Linked DNA regions of Homo sapiens: region 1 is linked to region 2. A link is a contact called in ENCODE Hi-C or POLR2A ChIA-PET data. All regions are on one chromosome and are shown on one strand. Each heading gives the region's core, a stretch centred on a gene start or an enhancer-like site at or near the end of the contact. The rest is flanking DNA. Distances are from core to core; before and after follow the strand shown.

Evidence for each region. A loop is a pair of places that touch in the nucleus more often than their neighbours do. ChIA-PET counts read pairs that join two places held with the same protein, here RNA polymerase II (POLR2A). Pooled maps may share reads with other maps.
Region 1: a pooled map shows a loop between it and region 2 (4-fold over the local background). The contact joins the promoter of TACSTD2 here to the promoter of FGGY-DT in region 2. A Hi-C loop is called at or near these places in 1 of 37 single-sample maps with no recorded cell type and 5 of 50 pooled maps. POLR2A ChIA-PET finds 5 or more read pairs at or near these places in 1 of 52 experiments (PC-9).

The regions. Positions count from the first base shown.
Region 1 is chr1:58,575,823-58,580,050 of GRCh38, reverse strand. It overlaps TACSTD2 (tumor associated calcium signal transducer 2), which reads left to right and starts at 2,799. Exons shown (of 1, transcript NM_002353.3): 1 at 2,799-4,228. The coding sequence starts at 2,895. The coding sequence ends at 3,866. RefSeq lists enhancers at 2,641-3,335, 3,336-4,031.
Region 2 is chr1:59,295,159-59,299,437 of GRCh38, reverse strand. It overlaps FGGY-DT (FGGY divergent transcript), which reads left to right and starts at 2,888. Exons shown (of 2, transcript XR_001738089.2): 1 at 2,888-3,069; 2 at 3,674-4,279. It overlaps FGGY (FGGY carbohydrate kinase domain containing), which reads right to left and starts at 2,344. Exons shown (of 16, transcript NM_018291.5): 1 at 2,288-2,344. RefSeq lists an enhancer at 1-885 and silencers at 2,303-2,392, 2,403-2,942.

The sequences.
Region 1 (4,228 bases), core at 1,550-4,049, 720 kb after region 2:
GGGTATATATATTTTAGAAATAAAAGTGAAATCTAATATTTTTACAGAGTCTTAGAGTTTACAAAGCTTTGGCATCTACCATCTCATCTCTTTGTATTTGAGTCTCAGCATAATCTACGAAACAGGCTGTATTTTGCCCATTTGACAGATGGGAGGACAAAAGCCCAGAAAAGTTAATGTTGCCATCCTAGTATGTCTGAGATTAGGAACGAATAGAGAGGCATATCCCTGAGTGTAACAGGGAGGGCCTTATTAGGGAAGGCATCTTGGAGGTGACTCAAGAGCTGAGTAGAAAAACAGAATTATGCACTAAATAAAGAAAGGGAGACTCCAGGTAGGTGACTTTGCAAAGACTTGAAAACATGGACTGCCGGAGAGGTTGGCAGGAGCACGATGATGATGATGATGATGATGACGACGACGACGACAACGATGATGACAAATGACAGCAGCTAACATCTATCCGTTGCTTACTATGTGTAGATACTGTTAGAACAGATACTCTTCAAAGCAGTTTATCTGCATTAACTATAAAACCTACCTTGTAAGGTAGGTACTTTTATTATCCCCATTTTACAGATGACAAAACTAAGGCACAGAGACGTAGCTTGCCTATAACATCATATAGGAATGATCTTAAGGGCTAATATAAGAAGCATGAATTTTATCTGGAGAGCCGAGAGCACCCCCCTCACTCTACTTAACAGAGAGGAGGTGGGCACAGACTTCTGATTTAGAAAGTCTTCTTGGATGCAGGGTGGACCGAGGTCGGAGAGGGGAAAAGAAACTAGAACCTGACTCAGATATCTGTCCAAGGAAGACCTGAACAGAGACAGTGGGGATAGACAGCAGAGGACTATCCCACAATTCCTCATGTTTGTGGATAAGAAATTGTCCCTCACGCGGATCACGAGGTCAGGAGATCGAGACCACCCTGGCTAACACGGTGAAACCCCGTCTCTACTAAAAATACCAAAAAAATTAGCCGGGCGTGGTGGCAGGCGCTTGTAGTCCCAGCTACTCAGGAGGCTGAAGCAGGAGAATGGCATGAACCCAGGAGGTGGAGCTTGCAGTGAGTTGAGATCATGCCACTGCACTCCAGCCTGGGTGACAGAGCGAGACTCCGTCTCAAAAAAAAAAAAAAAAAAAAAAAAAAAAAAAAAAATTCGCCGGGCGTGGTGGCTCATGCCTGTAATCCCAGCACTTTGGGAGGCTGAGGTGGGCGGATCACCTGAGGTCAGGAGTTTGAGACCAGCCTGACCAACATGGAGAAACCCTGTCTCTACTAAAAATACAAAAAAAAATTAGCCAGGCTTGATGGCTCATGCCTGTAATCCCAGCTACTCGGGAGGCTGACGCGGGAGACTTGCTTGAACCTGGGCGGCGGAGGTTGTGGTGAGCCGAGATCACGCCATTGCACTCCAGCCTGGGCAACAAGGGCAAAACTCCGTCTCAAAAAAAAAAAAGAAAAAAGAAATTGTCCCTCACATGTCTCTGCTTCCTCTGTCTGTCAAGGCAGAATATATTTCAATCTTCCTGCCTCAGGAATTGCGTGAAAATTAATGGGACAGAGGCCCAGCTGGCTTTCATCTGCTAAACAACACCCTTGCACGACTGGTGGTGCACATTAAATGCTGAACATATAAAATGTGCTTTGATGGAGGACCTGGGAATAATTATAGCTTGCTAATTATTGTTAATTTTACCACAGCTTTGAAACTCTAGACTTTCTCAATGACTCAAAAAGAGATTGCAACCCCTGTATGCCATGAAACTAGCCACACAGTGGCAGACAAGCAATTTCTCACAGGCTCCATTCTTTCATTATTTACATGGTTCAGCTACTTACGTGGGATACAGGAAAAGAAAAGCAACGATTTGCTGTGTTAGAATCAAATTGTACAAAAAACTCTTTACAGTCTTGCTGGCTCTTTAAGAATTTGTTCCTGTTTGTCTCTTTATAGCCAGTGCACAAATAAATATTATGTGCGTGTGTGCCTGTGTGTGTGCGCTTGTGTGAGGTACAGAAAATTAGTGTTTAACAGAACTTTTAACCCTCTGGACACCAGGATACCTGTGTTTTACCCTTGATATGGTGAGTAACAGAACTGCTTCCCTAACTTCCCTTCAGATTCTGTGTCACTTCGTGTCCACAAACACTTTATTTAAGGTCTCATCACTCCTAGGCAGGGTGCCAAAGACCCCTCTCAGAAATATGAGGAAGTTGATAGCAGTGTGACTTCAGGTCTTTAAGCCTCATCAGTACCACCTATAAAACGGGTCTGATAGTCCCTACCTGTCAGGACTGGTGTTAGGATGAGATAATGTTTGTGAACTGTAAACTATATAAACGTGTGCTACTGTGAGAACTGGACAAAGAAGAGAGGGAGTGAGAGAAATTAAGGGAGGGCTGGGGCTGGGAAAGAACGAAAAGGGAGTCGCGTATAGAGGAGAGCGCGACAGTCGCGAGCCACACTTTGCAATGAAACTCTTTAGACTTTCTGCCGGGAGAGCGGCCCAGACGCGCCAGGTCTGTAGCAGGAGGCCGCGCCGAGGGCGGGTCCCCAGAAGCCTACAGGTGAGTATCGGTTCTCCCCTTCCCGGCTTTCGGTCCGGAGGAGGCGGGAGCAGCTTCCCTGTTCTGATCCTATCGCGGGCGGCGCAGGGCCGGCTTGGCCTTCCGTGGGACGGGGAGGGGGGCGGGATGTGTCACCCAAATACCAGTGGGGACGGTCGGTGGTGGAACCAGCCGGGCAGGTCGGGTAGAGTATAAGAGCCGGAGGGAGCGGCCGGGCGGCAGACGCCTGCAGACCATCCCAGACGCCGGAGCCCGAGCCCCGACGAGTCCCCGCGCCTCATCCGCCCGCGTCCGGTCCGCGTTCCTCCGCCCCACCATGGCTCGGGGCCCCGGCCTCGCGCCGCCACCGCTGCGGCTGCCGCTGCTGCTGCTGGTGCTGGCGGCGGTGACCGGCCACACGGCCGCGCAGGACAACTGCACGTGTCCCACCAACAAGATGACCGTGTGCAGCCCCGACGGCCCCGGCGGCCGCTGCCAGTGCCGCGCGCTGGGCTCGGGCATGGCGGTCGACTGCTCCACGCTGACCTCCAAGTGTCTGCTGCTCAAGGCGCGCATGAGCGCCCCCAAGAACGCCCGCACGCTGGTGCGGCCGAGTGAGCACGCGCTCGTGGACAACGATGGCCTCTACGACCCCGACTGCGACCCCGAGGGCCGCTTCAAGGCGCGCCAGTGCAACCAGACGTCGGTGTGCTGGTGCGTGAACTCGGTGGGCGTGCGCCGCACGGACAAGGGCGACCTGAGCCTACGCTGCGATGAGCTGGTGCGCACCCACCACATCCTCATTGACCTGCGCCACCGCCCCACCGCCGGCGCCTTCAACCACTCAGACCTGGACGCCGAGCTGAGGCGGCTCTTCCGCGAGCGCTATCGGCTGCACCCCAAGTTCGTGGCGGCCGTGCACTACGAGCAGCCCACCATCCAGATCGAGCTGCGGCAGAACACGTCTCAGAAGGCCGCCGGTGACGTGGATATCGGCGATGCCGCCTACTACTTCGAGAGGGACATCAAGGGCGAGTCTCTATTCCAGGGCCGCGGCGGCCTGGACTTGCGCGTGCGCGGAGAACCCCTGCAGGTGGAGCGCACGCTCATCTATTACCTGGACGAGATTCCCCCGAAGTTCTCCATGAAGCGCCTCACCGCCGGCCTCATCGCCGTCATCGTGGTGGTCGTGGTGGCCCTCGTCGCCGGCATGGCCGTCCTGGTGATCACCAACCGGAGAAAGTCGGGGAAGTACAAGAAGGTGGAGATCAAGGAACTGGGGGAGTTGAGAAAGGAACCGAGCTTGTAGGTACCCGGCGGGGCAGGGGATGGGGTGGGGTACCGGATTTCGGTATCGTCCCAGACCCAAGTGAGTCACGCTTCCTGATTCCTCGGCGCAAAGGAGACGTTTATCCTTTCAAATTCCTGCCTTCCCCCTCCCTTTTGCGCACACACCAGGTTTAATAGATCCTGGCCTCAGGGTCTCCTTTCTTTCTCACTTCTGTCTTGAAGGAAGCATTTCTAAAATGTATCCCCTTTCGGTCCAACAACAGGAAACCTGACTGGGGCAGTGAAGGAAGGGATGGCATAGCGTTATGTGTAAAAAACAAGTATCTGTATGACAACCCGGGATCGTTTGCAAGTAACTGAATCCATTGCGACATTGTGAAG
Region 2 (4,279 bases), core at 1,639-4,138:
AAACTGCAGCCAGAATTAATTTTCTATAACATAAACCTGAGAGTATGTATCACTGTTTGCCCTGGAGATATATTTCAAACTCCCCTAAGATGATTCACCAGACCCTTCCTGACCTGGCCTTCACCCTCCCCAGCCTCCTGTCAGGTGATTTTTTCCAACTTATCCTTTCCTGCACAGCCATCCTAATCAACCATGTGCCATGCTTGTGTAGTTCTGCACATGCTGTTCCCGGTTCATATAATCCCTCGCTCTTTCTCCAGCCCACTCATACTTAGGCTTTGGAACTCGGCTCCAGTATTCCCTTCTGGGAAGTCCTCCCCAAATGGCTTCCCCATGTTGAGCCATTTGCCCTTCTCTCAACTCCTGGGAGTCTTCGGCATACCTTTTCAATGTACTCATCTCACTATCACATAATCTCCCTCATCAAAGTGGATTGAAGCAAACTGGATGAAAGCTTGAAAGCAGAGACCAAGTCTTACTCATCTGCACTTTCCCAGAGACTACCACAGTTCTGGGCCCAAAGTATGTGGACAAGATGAGTGAACAAATGAATACATGAAGAACTGATTTGGATGATCTCTGACACCACCTGGGTTGATTCTATGTCCCTCCATTATAAAAAGGTGGGCGGGTGAGAAGGTAAGTGATCTCTGTAGCACGTTCTGGTAAAATAATCATTTCAAATCCCCCTGGGGGTGGAGGTAGGGGGTTCCACTCTGGCTAGGAGATTAAGGGCAAGATTCATTACCTCAAATTATTTTAAAAACCAGCTGGTAATTGACTGTGATTTAAACTATTTAAATCAATAAGTGAAAGGTTAGGTAAAGGGAACTATTTAAACTAATAAGTGAAAGGTTAGGGAAAGGGAACCAAATTCCAGGAAAAGCCAAGGCCCACAACAAAAACTAACACAGCCTGGAAGGCCCAGCCTCCTCCCAGTAAACTTATTAATTTTATCCAGAAAGACATGGCTCTCCACCCTCTGGGGTTATGCCCTTCTCCCAGCACACATGTTTTGACTTCCAAATCCAGCCAGGCAGGCTCCCAACCTCCCTCCCCCTCAAAATTGATCTCCAGGCCCAGCTGACCCCCTCTGATCTGTTCCCCCAATCATCCTTAATAACAGTGCTCTGGGCCTCCCACTAGGAGGTCCTCCAAGAGCCAGGCCAGTGGCCATCAGGTCAAGAGCCAAGCATGAGGGCCCCATTAACAGGAGACTCCCAGAAGACCAAGCGGCAGTCATCTGGCTGGAAAATCCAGCAAGCAAGTTAAAAAGGAAAAAAATCAGGACATACACGTGGTGGATCATAGAAAAAAAAGAGGAAAAGCAAGCAAAAACTATACAAAGCAAAACTCTACCATTTAAATAACAGCCACAAAATAAAAGACTTTCCCTTCTTTCATTCTGATTTACAAGTCAAAAGAATAAGCACCTCACCCCTCCTGGTCTCATACTTTAAAATTTAACCTAAGGATTAACTGCTTTTCAGACTTTGGTCATGTCATGACTGACTCTTCGGGGAAGAAATTTGTGTTAAGACACAGAAGTGCTTTAGTGGAAAACAGCCCATGATGAGGGAAATTCACCATTTTGCACCTTGTCAATTTTTTTTTTTTTTTTCTGAGACGCTCTGTCCCCCAGGCTGGAGTGCAGTGGCACGATCTCAGCTCACTGCAAGCTCCGCCTCCTGGGTTCACGCTATTCTCCTGCCTCAGCCTCCCGAGAAGCTGGGACTGCAGGCGCCCGCCACCACGCCCGGCTAATTTTTTGTATTTTTAGTAGAGACGGGGGTTTCACCGTGTTAGCCTGGATGGTCTCGATCTCCTGACCTCGTGATCCACCCGCCTTGGCCTCCCAAAGTGCTGGGATTACAGGCGTGAGCCACCGCGCCCGGCCCCTTGTCAATCTTTAAATAAAAAGGAAACGGCTAAAAATGAAAAGATATCCCTAGGCCTTTCTACTCAGGATAACTGTAACCAAACAGCATTATCTCATCTAAACTCAGCTGTGCCTCAAACATTATCACAAGTGCTGGAAGCGTTTAAATCTACAAGCAACACTAGCCTAAAAATGCCTTCGGTAGCCAGACGTGAATTAAAGGCTCCTCAAATGCCAGGAAAATGTCCTACAAGGGTAAGGGGAGGAGAGAAAGAGTACTGAATACAGATAAGTGGGCACTGATCGGAGAGGAAGCAGCACGGGTTCCAGACACCTAATAGGCAGCCTTGGGGATGCAGTCAAGGCCGACCCTTCCCTTCCCTTCCCTTAAGTGGCCGGACGCCTCACCCAGAAGAGGACACAGGGGACTCAACAACGTCTCGGGAACAACGGCCCGGCGGGTGTGAGACTAAGCGGCCAGGAGGAGGAAGGGGAGGAGGAGGCAGGGGAGGAGGAGGCAACGACTGCGGGAAAGGGGAAGGAAGGGCCGGGCCGGGTTGGAGAAGCCTCTTTCTGGGCGTGCGCGCTAAGAGCCTGCGCACCAGCAAAAGCCCCCAGCGCCCACGTGGGACTGAGAGGAGGGTCACTTACAGTACTTGTCCAATCTGAAATTACATTTTAGCTAGACGGATTCTGCACGTAGCCGCGCCGAACCCCACGGCGCCTGAGCAGGGCGGTCCCGGGGCGGCTACAGCCCCGCCTTGCGCGCGATCCCGCCCCCGCCGGCGCGGCCCCTGTAAAGCGCGGCCCCTGTAAAGCGCGGCCCCTGTAAAGCGCGGCCCCTGTAAAGCGCGGCCCCTGTAAAGCGCGGCCCCTGTAAAGCGCGGCCCCTGTAAAGCGCGGCCCCTGTAAAGCGCGGCCTGATTGGCCCTTTGAACCGGGCGTGGGATTGGCCGTCGCCTGCCCACCCCGCGGCTGCAGCGTTCCCTGGGGCCTAGCCAACCGCGGGCAGGGCTGGGCAAGGCGGGAGGAGCGCGGACCCAAGATCGGCTACGCTGCGTCTGCTCAGGCTGCGAGTTCCCGGCTCTGGGGACTCACCTTGCGGAGCTTACCCAGGCGGACTCTCCGCAGCCCCTGATGGGTGTGTGTGTCAGACCGTTTACTAAACACCAGGACTGTTGTAGGCGACTGTAAGAAATAAGAATATTGCATGGTTACAATTCTTGAATGCTTACCTTGTGTCTTGTTCCTTACTCTACAGAAATTTTCTAATCCCGTGGCGAACCCCCGTACTTCAACGTATGACATTCTGTAAATCTACAAAACAGATGGGTCCCTGCCTTTGAGAAGTTTTTACAATTTAGTGGGTACTGGACACGGACCTAATTTAATTCTCACATGCCTTCCCTTTCTAATAAGCTGCATGTTATGTATCCCTATTCTACAGATGTGGGGAATCCGAAATTTTTAGCTTTTACTGGGACACACAGCTAGCAAGCAACTAAAGCGAGAATTCCAACCTGAGCTCCAATCCGAACTATTTTCATAAAAGGCAGGATCCCAGGCTGAGGGAGTTCGAGGTTTGGGAGACAGTTTAGCAGTCGCTGAGTCCAAACATGTTGTTTTCCTAGAAAAGAAAACTGAGATCCAGGAAAGGGAAGTGATTTTCCAAAGACACACCTGTGAAAGGTAATAATTTCACTGAACGGATCTTAAGTGGCAGGTGCACTAAGATTGTCTGCTATCTTCACAACAACCCCGAAGTAAATAAGTGCTCTTATCTTGGTCTTACAGGTGAGGAGAACAGCCCAGTGAGGCTGAGGCCACACAATTAACCCCAGTCTTTGCACTACAACTCTACCAGGGATCCTGGTTTGGCTCATTTTCTTTCTTCTGCACCATGATTGTTCACCTTTTCATTACCAGCAACATACCCAAAGACCTAGCTATAGACTCGTTGGAATCTGTTACTTAGCAGCTGTGTGAATCAAGTGTTCAATAGGAATAATAAGATGTATTCATCTTACCTTTTCAGAACATTATGAAGAACAAATGTGGTAAGACATATGAAAATGCTTTGTAAAGTGTTAGATGCTTAATACACAGAAGACATTGCTTCCAGATCTGTTTCAACGTACCCCAAGAATGGAATAAGTGGAATATGCTGGTTTCATGCACTGTGGCAAGGGGGTCTCATCTTGGCTAGACTTGAATAAGTGGATTTGTTGCCTGGCCTCTGTGGATGGCTCTTTCTCTGGGCTTTTGTGTATTTGATTTTTTATTTGCTCCAGCAGCCGTGTTGAACCATGAAAGGACCTCAGGAATGAAACCCACACACAGCAAAGCAACAAAGTGAAAGAAGCGTGGATTCCTAATGCAGGAGGCACTGAACCAATCAAT